Linked DNA regions of Homo sapiens: region 2 is linked to region 1. Evidence: read pairs that join two places in POLR2A ChIA-PET (ENCODE). Cell type or tissue: GM12878. All regions are shown on one strand. Links, peaks and the distances in the headings refer to the core of each region. The heading gives the core; the rest is flanking DNA.

Region 1 (4,391 bases), core at 161-4,160:
GCCCAGGTATTTGGTCAAACATTATTCTGGGTGTTTCAATGCGGGTGAGATTAACATTTAAATTGTTCGATGGAGTAAAGCACACAGCCCTCTATAATATGGGTGAGCCTTTTCCAATCCATTGAAGGCCTTAAACGAAAAGTCTAAGCCTCCCCTGAGTAAGAGAATTCTCTTGCCTGTGGCTTTCAAACTGGGACATCAGCTCTTCCTGGTTCTACAGCAGCTTCCAGCCTTTGTGCTTGAACTGGGACATTGGCTCTGCAGATTTTGGACTTGCCAATCTCCATAATTGCATGAGCCAGTTCATGGTAATAAACCTCTGTCTCTCTCTGACACACACACACACACACACACACACACACACACACACACACACACCCTCCCTCCTATAGGTTCTGTTTCTCTGGAGAACCCCAATGAGTAAGTACATCTACTCCATGCCAGACATTCTGCCCCAGTGCTGAGACCATAACAGGCAAACACAGCATGGGCTGTTGTGGAGTGTGCCATACAGGGCTCAGTTTGCCTGGACTAGGCTGTGGGTGGTGAGAGGTGCAGATGAGGGGTAGGTAGGGGCCAGATCGAGAGGGGCCTTGCAGGCCATGGACAGGAGCCTGGATTTTATTCTGTAGACCAGTGCTTTCCACACTTCAGGACCCTCATGATTTTTGCCGGGTCCACATTTCAATTTGATACATAAAAAATCAGTTTTATGAGCATTTGAAAAAACTGCTTTAGGCCATTAATACCTATGAAAACGTGTTTTTCCCCCCTCATTACACATGAAAATAAATATAAAATCATTACAATAAAAAATACTGGCTGTATACTACTTAAAGTAATTTCAGGTATTTGTTCTACATTTTGGGAAAAGTTGCCATGAATGATGGGGGCAGGGGTGGATATTAGGGGTTTTAGGAAGGACAGGACACTTTGAGATTTATGTTTTAGAAAGATTCACTCTGGCTGTTGGGCAGAGAAGGATGGCAGAAAATGGACTGGAAGACAGGGAGACCAGCTAGGGGCTGTTGCAGTTGTCTCAGAGAGAGTCTGAACCAAGGGTATGCAGTGGAGTAGAGAGGAAGGGAAAAATATGAGGGGCATTCAGAGGTGGAATTTGATAGGAATTAGAAACCAGTGGCATGGGGCCGGGTGTGGTGGCTCACGCCTGTAATCCTAGCACTTTGGGAGGCCAAGGTGGGTGGATCACCTGAGGTCGGGAGTTTGAGACCAGCCTGACCAACAGGGAGAAACCCCATCTCTACTAAAAATACGAAAATTAGCTGGGTGTGGTGGCATGCACCTGTAATCCCAGCTACTCAGGAGGCTGAGGCAGGAGAATTGCTTAAACCCAGGAGGCGGAGGTTGCGGTCGAGATTGCGCCATTGCACTCCAGCCTGGGCAACAAGAGCGAAACTCTGTCTCAAAAAAAAAAAAATAAAAAAAGAAAAGAAAAGAAAGAAACCAGTGGCATGGGGATTGAGGAGAAGGAGGAACCTGGGTTGACTGTGATGATTTTGGTTTGGTTGCCTGGGAAGATGGAGGAGCCATCACAGAGGCAGGGAGCCAGGATGCAGAGGCCAAGATCAAGTCCAAAGGGCAGGGCAAGGGAGGCAAGTGTTGCCAGGCCCAGAGGCATTGACTGCAGTTTTAGCAATGATGCTGTGAGGTTCATTGCCCCTTAAATAATAGCAAACCTACGCTTTAAATTAAATTAAAACATTTTTAGTTTAGCTCTTCTAAGTGGACCCACACATGTATTCTCTACTAGTTATTACTGAGAATGACTAAGTATTATAATTGAGCTGAAAATAATCTGCCGCCCATACTTGCTGGGTTGGTTACTAAGTATTGCTTGAGTTTTTAAGTAATGAAACAAAGTTGTGCTCTTTCCAAATGTTAATTTTGAGGACTGCAGATGGTAACCATCTGTTCCGCGACTAGCATTTTACAATATTTGATTACTACTTTATATAGTTTGGGGAAGCCTGCCAGTGGAGTCTACCCATCAGGTTTGGGACTTTGGTGGTATGTCTCCTGTGGTTGCTCCTGATGGTCTTGGCCACCCTTGAACGGGTTCCCCTCTGATTTCTGGGTGGTGAGTCGGACTGGCATGGTCATGATTGATAGCAGGAGGAACTTGAGAAGCCCTGTCCTGTCCGACTCTGCCTTACAGCTGGAGTCATCAGATTGCATTGTGGAAGAATTTGTGAGGATCTGTCCATCAGTTAGTACCCTTTGAGATACAAGTGACAAAACAAACCCCAGCTGCTTTGGTGAAAGGGGATTAATTGGCCCAGATCATTGAGAAGTCTAGGGGAAGGACTTCCTTCAGGTAGATGGTTTTAGGGCCCAAATGAATTCTTTTTTTTTTTTTTTTTTTTTTTTTTGAGACAGAGTTTCACTTTGTGTCATCCGGGCTGAGTGCCGTGGTGTGATCACAGCTCACTGCAGTCGAGGCTGAAGTGATCCTCCCATCACAGCCTCTTGAGTAGCTGGGACTACAGGCGCATGCCACCATGCCCAGTTAATTTTTTATTTTTTGTAGAGACAGGGTCTCCCTGTGTTGCTCAGGTTGGTCTCAAACTCCTGGCTTCAAGCAATCCACCCATCGCAGCCTGCCAAAGTGCTGGGATTACAGGCGTGAGCCATCACCCCTGGCCCAAATACGTTATTTGGGCTTGTTTTTTTCTCAGGGTCTCAGCTCTGCCTTCTGCTATGTGGCTATGGTCTCAGGCTTCTAGAGGAGGCAAGGTGGCTTCACTGAGAGAGGATCAAATCCTCCCAGCATCAAGTTTAGTGGGAAGGAGCTAGAGTCCTTTCACGCCACTTCTGCAGAGGTGTTGCGATGCACTCTGGTTGGACTAGCTTTTGGCACGTGCCCGTGTGTGAGCTAGTCCTTATATCCATGTGGATGCAGGGCTCTGATAGTCCCACTCAGACCTTCTGGGCCAAGACCTGGGGAGGGGTGCACCCCAGATCACACATTGGGGCTGTTACTAGAAGGGAGAATAGATGGTGGGGGTCAGACAACCACCTATCCACTCCAGCATCAGAGCAAGAATCCAGGGAACCAGGAGGAATTGGCTAACGTAGCTGAGGAGACACATTTATTGTTGCCGAGGAGATAATGGGATGTAAATGGAATGAAGGAGCCTCTGGAACCAGCTACTTCCTAAGCTTCCCTTCTTAGTTTAAGGGCATCTGATAGATTTAGTTTCTGGTTCTTTTTGCAAGGTGAGGGGAGGGTTTTTTTTTTTTTCTTATATGTTCCTTTAAAACTAAGGCCAGTCACTAGATCTCTTTTAGCTCCTTCATCTGGAACATAAGGGGCATCTCTGTACAGAGGAGATAGTAGCTTCATTCTGTTTAGTTAACAGTGAGTGAAGCCCACTGCGGGCCAGGCGCTCAGCCCAGGGAGAGCCACAGGCGAGGTAGCAGATGAGTCCCTGGCAGCACCATGAGCGGGGCACTGCAGCCCCACAGAGGACAGGGTGAGCACCTCTGTCTCCAGAGAGGGACCGTGAGGAAGGGCTTCCTGGAGGAAGGACACTAAGCTGAGCCTGGAAGGATGAACAAGGTTCCTCACACGGAGAAGATGGGAAGGAGTCCACGGCCAGGGAGCTGCATGTGCACTGAAAGGCGCCACATTTGGTGGTTTGAGGGGTCTGGGAGCAGTTCCTGTGGCTGACTGGGATGCACCCAGGACACTGATTCCAGAGCTCACGTGGTGTCAGTGTGGAGGAGACTGGAGTGACAGGCTAGGTACTGGGACACCAGGCAGATGCTGTGGCAGAGGTTCAGGCAGGAGCCTGATGAAAGCTTTGCAAGCCCATATGTTCTAGAACCTACCATTTAAAACAATCTATACTCTCATAGTTCCTTTAAAAAAGAAGAGGTTAAGCTAGAGTTGTGGGTTCTTTAGAGAGAGTGTTAATACAGAGAAGAATGTGGGTTCTGTAGACACAAAAGAGAGCTTGCTGTATAATTCCATTTATACAAAACTCTGGAAAATGCAGCGGTTGCCTGGGGATGGGGACGTCGGGAGGGCGGGAGGGAGGGATTACAAAGGGTATGCGGTAAATTTTGGTGATGATAGATATGTTAACTCTCTTGATTATGACGGTGGCTTCTCCGGTGTGTACCTGTGGCAGCACTTATCAAATTATATACTTTAAGTATATGAAGTTCATTATATATCAACTATACCTCAATACAGCCTTTTTTTTTTTTTTTTTTTTTTTTTTTTTTTTTTTAGAAAAAGGCTCTGGAGCCAGACTGCCAGAGTTCAAATCCAAGCTCCAGCTTTATTAGCTGTGTGATCTTGGGCAAGTTATCAGACCTCTCTGTGACCGGTTTTCTTATGTGTGCATTAATCACATGTAAAGTGA
Region 2 (4,391 bases), core at 158-4,157, 77 kb before region 1:
CTGGGTGTGGAGAGTGTTTAGATCAAACCAGAAATAGCACCAATAGCCAACTTACAATATGATGAGCCCTTCTGCGTACTAATTCACTGAGTCCTTGCAACTTTATTTGTTGGGTGTTTTTATTAACCCCATTTTGCACGTGGGAAAACTAAGCCAAGGCACAGGTCGAATAACTTGCTAGAGGTCCTATTAGTATTAAGAACCAGAATTTGAACCCAGGTAGTGTAGCTCCAGAACTTGGGTGCTGACCCACTGTGCTATCACGGTATTTAGCAGAAATGGAATTCAGTGATGGGCTAGGTCAGATATATGGGAAAGGAGTAGAGCTCCTTATTTGGCTTGATCTAAGCTCTGGGAGGCAGGGTTATGGTCGGCTGAAGGCTCTGAAGTGCTGAGTGGGCCAGAACCAAATATCAGAAGTTCAATTGTCTTGTACACAAAAGTGAGGAACCAGAGGTGGCTCGGATACATTTGACTGAGTAATTTGTTTGTGATCTTTGACAGAGTTTTGCCCCAGCTCCGTGCATGATACTTGGGTGATGGAGATCAGGTTACCTCCTGGCCCTGTGATGGCCCCATAGGCTCCAGGGGCAAGAGGATTCTGCTTCCTAGGAAAGAGAAAAAGGAAAAAGCTTATAGTGAAAACAGCATTGGCTTTAGAGCCATACAGGCTCGGCTGGGCTTGAAACCTCACCCTAACTCCCATTAGTTACTCTGTGTAACTTTGAGAAACTGTCTTACCCTCTCTGAGTCTCCGTGTCCTCATCTGTAAAACAGGGATAATAATAATATGTACCTCACAGCATTATTAGGAGGATTAAATGAGATAATGAATACACATTAACAGTGCCTGGGATGTGGAAGGTGTTTGGTTGGTGTAAATTCCTCCCCTCTCCATGCTTGCTTTCTTCTCCTTCTTTCCTGGGAAAATATGATTTGCTGGGTTAAAAAAAAAAAAAAAAGAACAAGAGAAAGACATTATAGCTGCAGGGCCTGCAGTCCTCCTCAAATGCCTTGGCAAGGGAGAAGGTTATTTCTGATCCCAGTTGTGCTTGGAGAGGACAAGGGTGCAAGAAGGAGCTGCTGGCCCTGCCTGGCTACCTTTCTGTGGTGGCAATCACTCTGGCATTGATTCTGCCCCAGGAACTGACACCAGAGGCTGCACATGCAGGAAAGATGGGCTGAGATGGGCCTGAAGCTCAGGCGGGGAGCTGCACCCGAAAGAGGACTGAGACCAGAGGAGGTAGCCCTGAGCCCATGACTGGAGAGAAACAACAGAATGGCAACTCCCAGCTGGCAGAGAAGGCCACCCTATCTGCAGGAGCCCAGCAACAGGGGGTCTTGGACTCAGCCAACAGCCACCTCCTTCCTCCTCTTGCCCTTCATGAGAAAAGCAAACTGGGTGGGTTCTCCCTCTGAGCCACTGGAAAAAGAAAGGCTACAAAGAGAAGACTGGGGGTGTGCATTCATTTATTTTTTCATTCATTCCACTAATACTTATTGAGCACCGCTTCCCTCCACATGTGTCTCAGTCCATGGGCGACTTATGCAGGCCCCACTTCACAGACAGCACACTTGCTAGCAGTATGGGCTTGGTTAAGTTACTTAACTTCCCTGGACTTCAGTTTCTTTAGCTGTATAATGGGTTAGAAGACACCTACTTGGTATATGACAGGCATGCAATGAATATTGTCTCTCTTCCTTTCCCATCTTCTCCTTTCCAAATGTTTGCTGAGGGAGGGAGGACCTGAGGCTCTCAGTACTCATTTGCATGTGATTTTGTATAAATGTGGGATGTCTTTTAAGCTGGAGAGGGGGAAGCTGCCAGAGGCTCACTTTTATCTCCAATTGCTCTGCTAACCATGCCTGTTTCAGTATCTATTGATGCAAAATGAAGCACCCCCAAAATTAGCAGCTTAAAGCAATAACAATCAGGCCAGGCACAGTGGCTCATGCCTATAATCCCAGCACTTTGGGAGGCTAAGGCAAGAGGATCACTTGAGCCCAGGAGTTCAAGACCAGCCAGAGCAACAGAGTGAGACCCCATCTCTGCAAAAAACAAAAATATCAGCCGTGTTGTGGCATGTGCTTGTAGTCTCAGCTACTTGGGAGGCTGAGGTGGGAGGATCACTGGAGCCGGGGAAGTTCAGGCTGCAGTGAGCCATGATTGCATCACTGCACTCCAACCTGGGCGACAGAGCAAGACCCTGTCTCAAAAACAACAATGACAACAATAATCATTCTATTATTATCTCTCATGGTTCTGTAGGGGTTCACTAAGTGATTCTTGCTCATGATCTCTTGGTCTTTGTTAGAATCAGATGTTTGCTGGAGCTGGAGTCATTCCAAAGGTTTCCTCATTCACATGACTGACATTGATGTTGGCTGTTTGCAAGCACCTTAGTCGCGGCTGTTGCCCAGACACTTACATGTAGCCTCTCTGTGTGGTCTGGATTTCCTTACAGCATGGCAGCTGGGCTCCAAGAACAAGAGTTCTAAAATAAGCATGCAGGAGCAAAAACGTTACTTCTGCCATAGCCACAAGTCTGCCTAGATTCAACTGGAGGAAATGTAGACCCCATTTCTCAATCGGAGAATTATCAGTGTCACGTTGTAAGGACCTGTGGGATGGGATATCTTTTTGCAGCCATCTTGGAAAATACAATCTGCCATGCTGCCCAACCAGGAAGAACTTCCAGCAGGAAGGCTTGTGGCTTGACTCTCAGGGGGTGAAATTGCCCATAAACAGAGAAACACAGGGTTCTTGAGAAGAGGCTTTGGCTATAAGGAATGGGGAGAGGGAGTTCAATCACTGCCAAGGTAGTTCTTTTTTCTTCTTTTTTTGGGACGGGGTCTCGCTCTGTTGCCCAGGTTGGAGTGCAGTGATACCATCATAGCCCACTGCAGCCTCAAACTCCTGAGCTCAAATAAATGATCCTCCTGCCTCAGCCTCCCAAATAGCTGGAGTGGTACAGTGGCATGATTATAGCTTACTGCAGCCTTGAACTCTTGGGCTCAAGCTATCCTCCTGACTCAGCCTCCTGAGAAGCTGGGACTACAGGTGCATGCCACTGTGACTGGCTAATTTAAAAAAAATTTTTTTATAGAGATGGGGGTCTCACTTTGTTGCCCGGACCGGTCTTAAACTCCTGGCTTCAAGTGATCCCCTGCCTCAATCTCCCAAAGTATGGGGTTATGGGCATGAGCCACTGTGCCTGGCTTGTATTTTTTTTTTTAATTTGTCAACTACACCAAATCAGATAGGCAATTTGTATTTTCTAAAAAGTTATGTACTTAATATTTTTTAATTTATTTATTTATTTGAGATAGGGTCTCACTCTGTCACCCAGGCTGGAGTGCAGTGGCACCATCATAGCTCACTGAAGCGTTAAACTCCTGGGCTCAGGTAATCCTCCTGCCTCAGCCTCCTGAGTAGCTGGGACTACAGAAGCAATCCACTGTGCCTGGCTAATTTTTTAAATTTTTTTGTAGAGATGGGGTCTCACTATGTTGCCCAGGATGGTTCTGAACTCCTAGGTTCAAGTGATCCTTCCACCTTAGCCTTCCAGAGTGCTGGGATTACAGGTTTGAGCTACACACAGTGCCCCGCCCAAGAGAGTTCTGAAAACTGTGATTCCAAAATTGGACTCTGGAATCCAGAGGGCACTGGGAAGAAAAATGGAGAAAGGGAGAAATAAGAGAGCCTTGGATTGTGGAAATGTGGTAGGTTTTGGAAAGAGTATCTTATCTTTGTCTTGTGCTATTCTGGTGTTCTTCCAGAAGCCCTGGAGCTCAGGGGATGGAGGGCTACACTTGGGTCAGAGGTCAGTGGGCGCTGACCCTAGCTCCAGGGGAGGGTGGCTTTAGTCTTCTCCCTACATCCCTGTTTCACCCCCAAAGTGGATGGCCATTCCTAAGCACCAGGAGGAGATAGGCTGGTCTCCTCCCTGGTATGCCTGGAATAAGCCCACCTCCTACATAAACAGAAATTATCACACGTACCCACAGTTCCACCCAGTCCTAAAAACTAAATAAATATGACAGTGAGTTTGGAATTAATCTTAAAAGAAATTCTCTAGGTGGAAACGGATTGAGATCTATGGAAATATATATGATTACTCTCCCTATGGAAAACGAGAGAGAGAACCGTCTCTGCTGTACTCTCCTGTGAAAGAGGCAGAGATTAATCTATTGAAATCAAATGTATAAATTATACATGGATAGGAACTGGCTCAGGGATAAGGTGTCTGATAGGGTGCTAATGGAAATGAAAATGAGGCTTGAAAGATCAATTCTGCCTTTGAATCAGCTCCAGTCCTGCCGATGCCCCTGGGCCTGCCTGGCAGAAAACACCCTGACTTATCAAATTAGAAAACACCCCATCCCCAAGC

What was found. Peaks named below come from ENCODE experiments on the same cell type or tissue, not always from the same donor. Only the 100,000 strongest peaks of a DNase experiment are listed, where the experiment ranks them.
Region 2: POLR2A ChIA-PET joins it to region 1 with 5 read pairs; 3 of 35 experiments call an interaction of 5 or more read pairs at or near these places.

Annotation. Positions count from the first base shown.
Region 1 is chr17:27,883,701-27,888,091 of GRCh38, reverse strand. All of the region lies in intron 1 of LYRM9 (LYR motif containing 9), which reads left to right. Among named protein-coding and RNA genes, the nearest start is that of LYRM9, 7.5 kb to the left of the region's middle. RefSeq lists an enhancer at 1-9 and a silencer at 2,377-2,526. In GM12878, for the core only: no CTCF peak of the experiment used is centred there; a DNase peak (open chromatin) is centred at 2,301.
Region 2 is chr17:27,960,543-27,964,933 of GRCh38, reverse strand. All of the region lies in intron 2 of LINC01992 (long intergenic non-protein coding RNA 1992), which reads left to right. It overlaps LOC124903962 (a long non-coding RNA gene), which reads right to left. Exons shown (of 2, transcript XR_007065683.1): 2 at 102-608. Among named protein-coding and RNA genes, the nearest start is that of LINC01992, 29 kb to the left of the region's middle. In GM12878, for the core only: no CTCF peak of the experiment used is centred there; no DNase peak of the experiment used is centred there.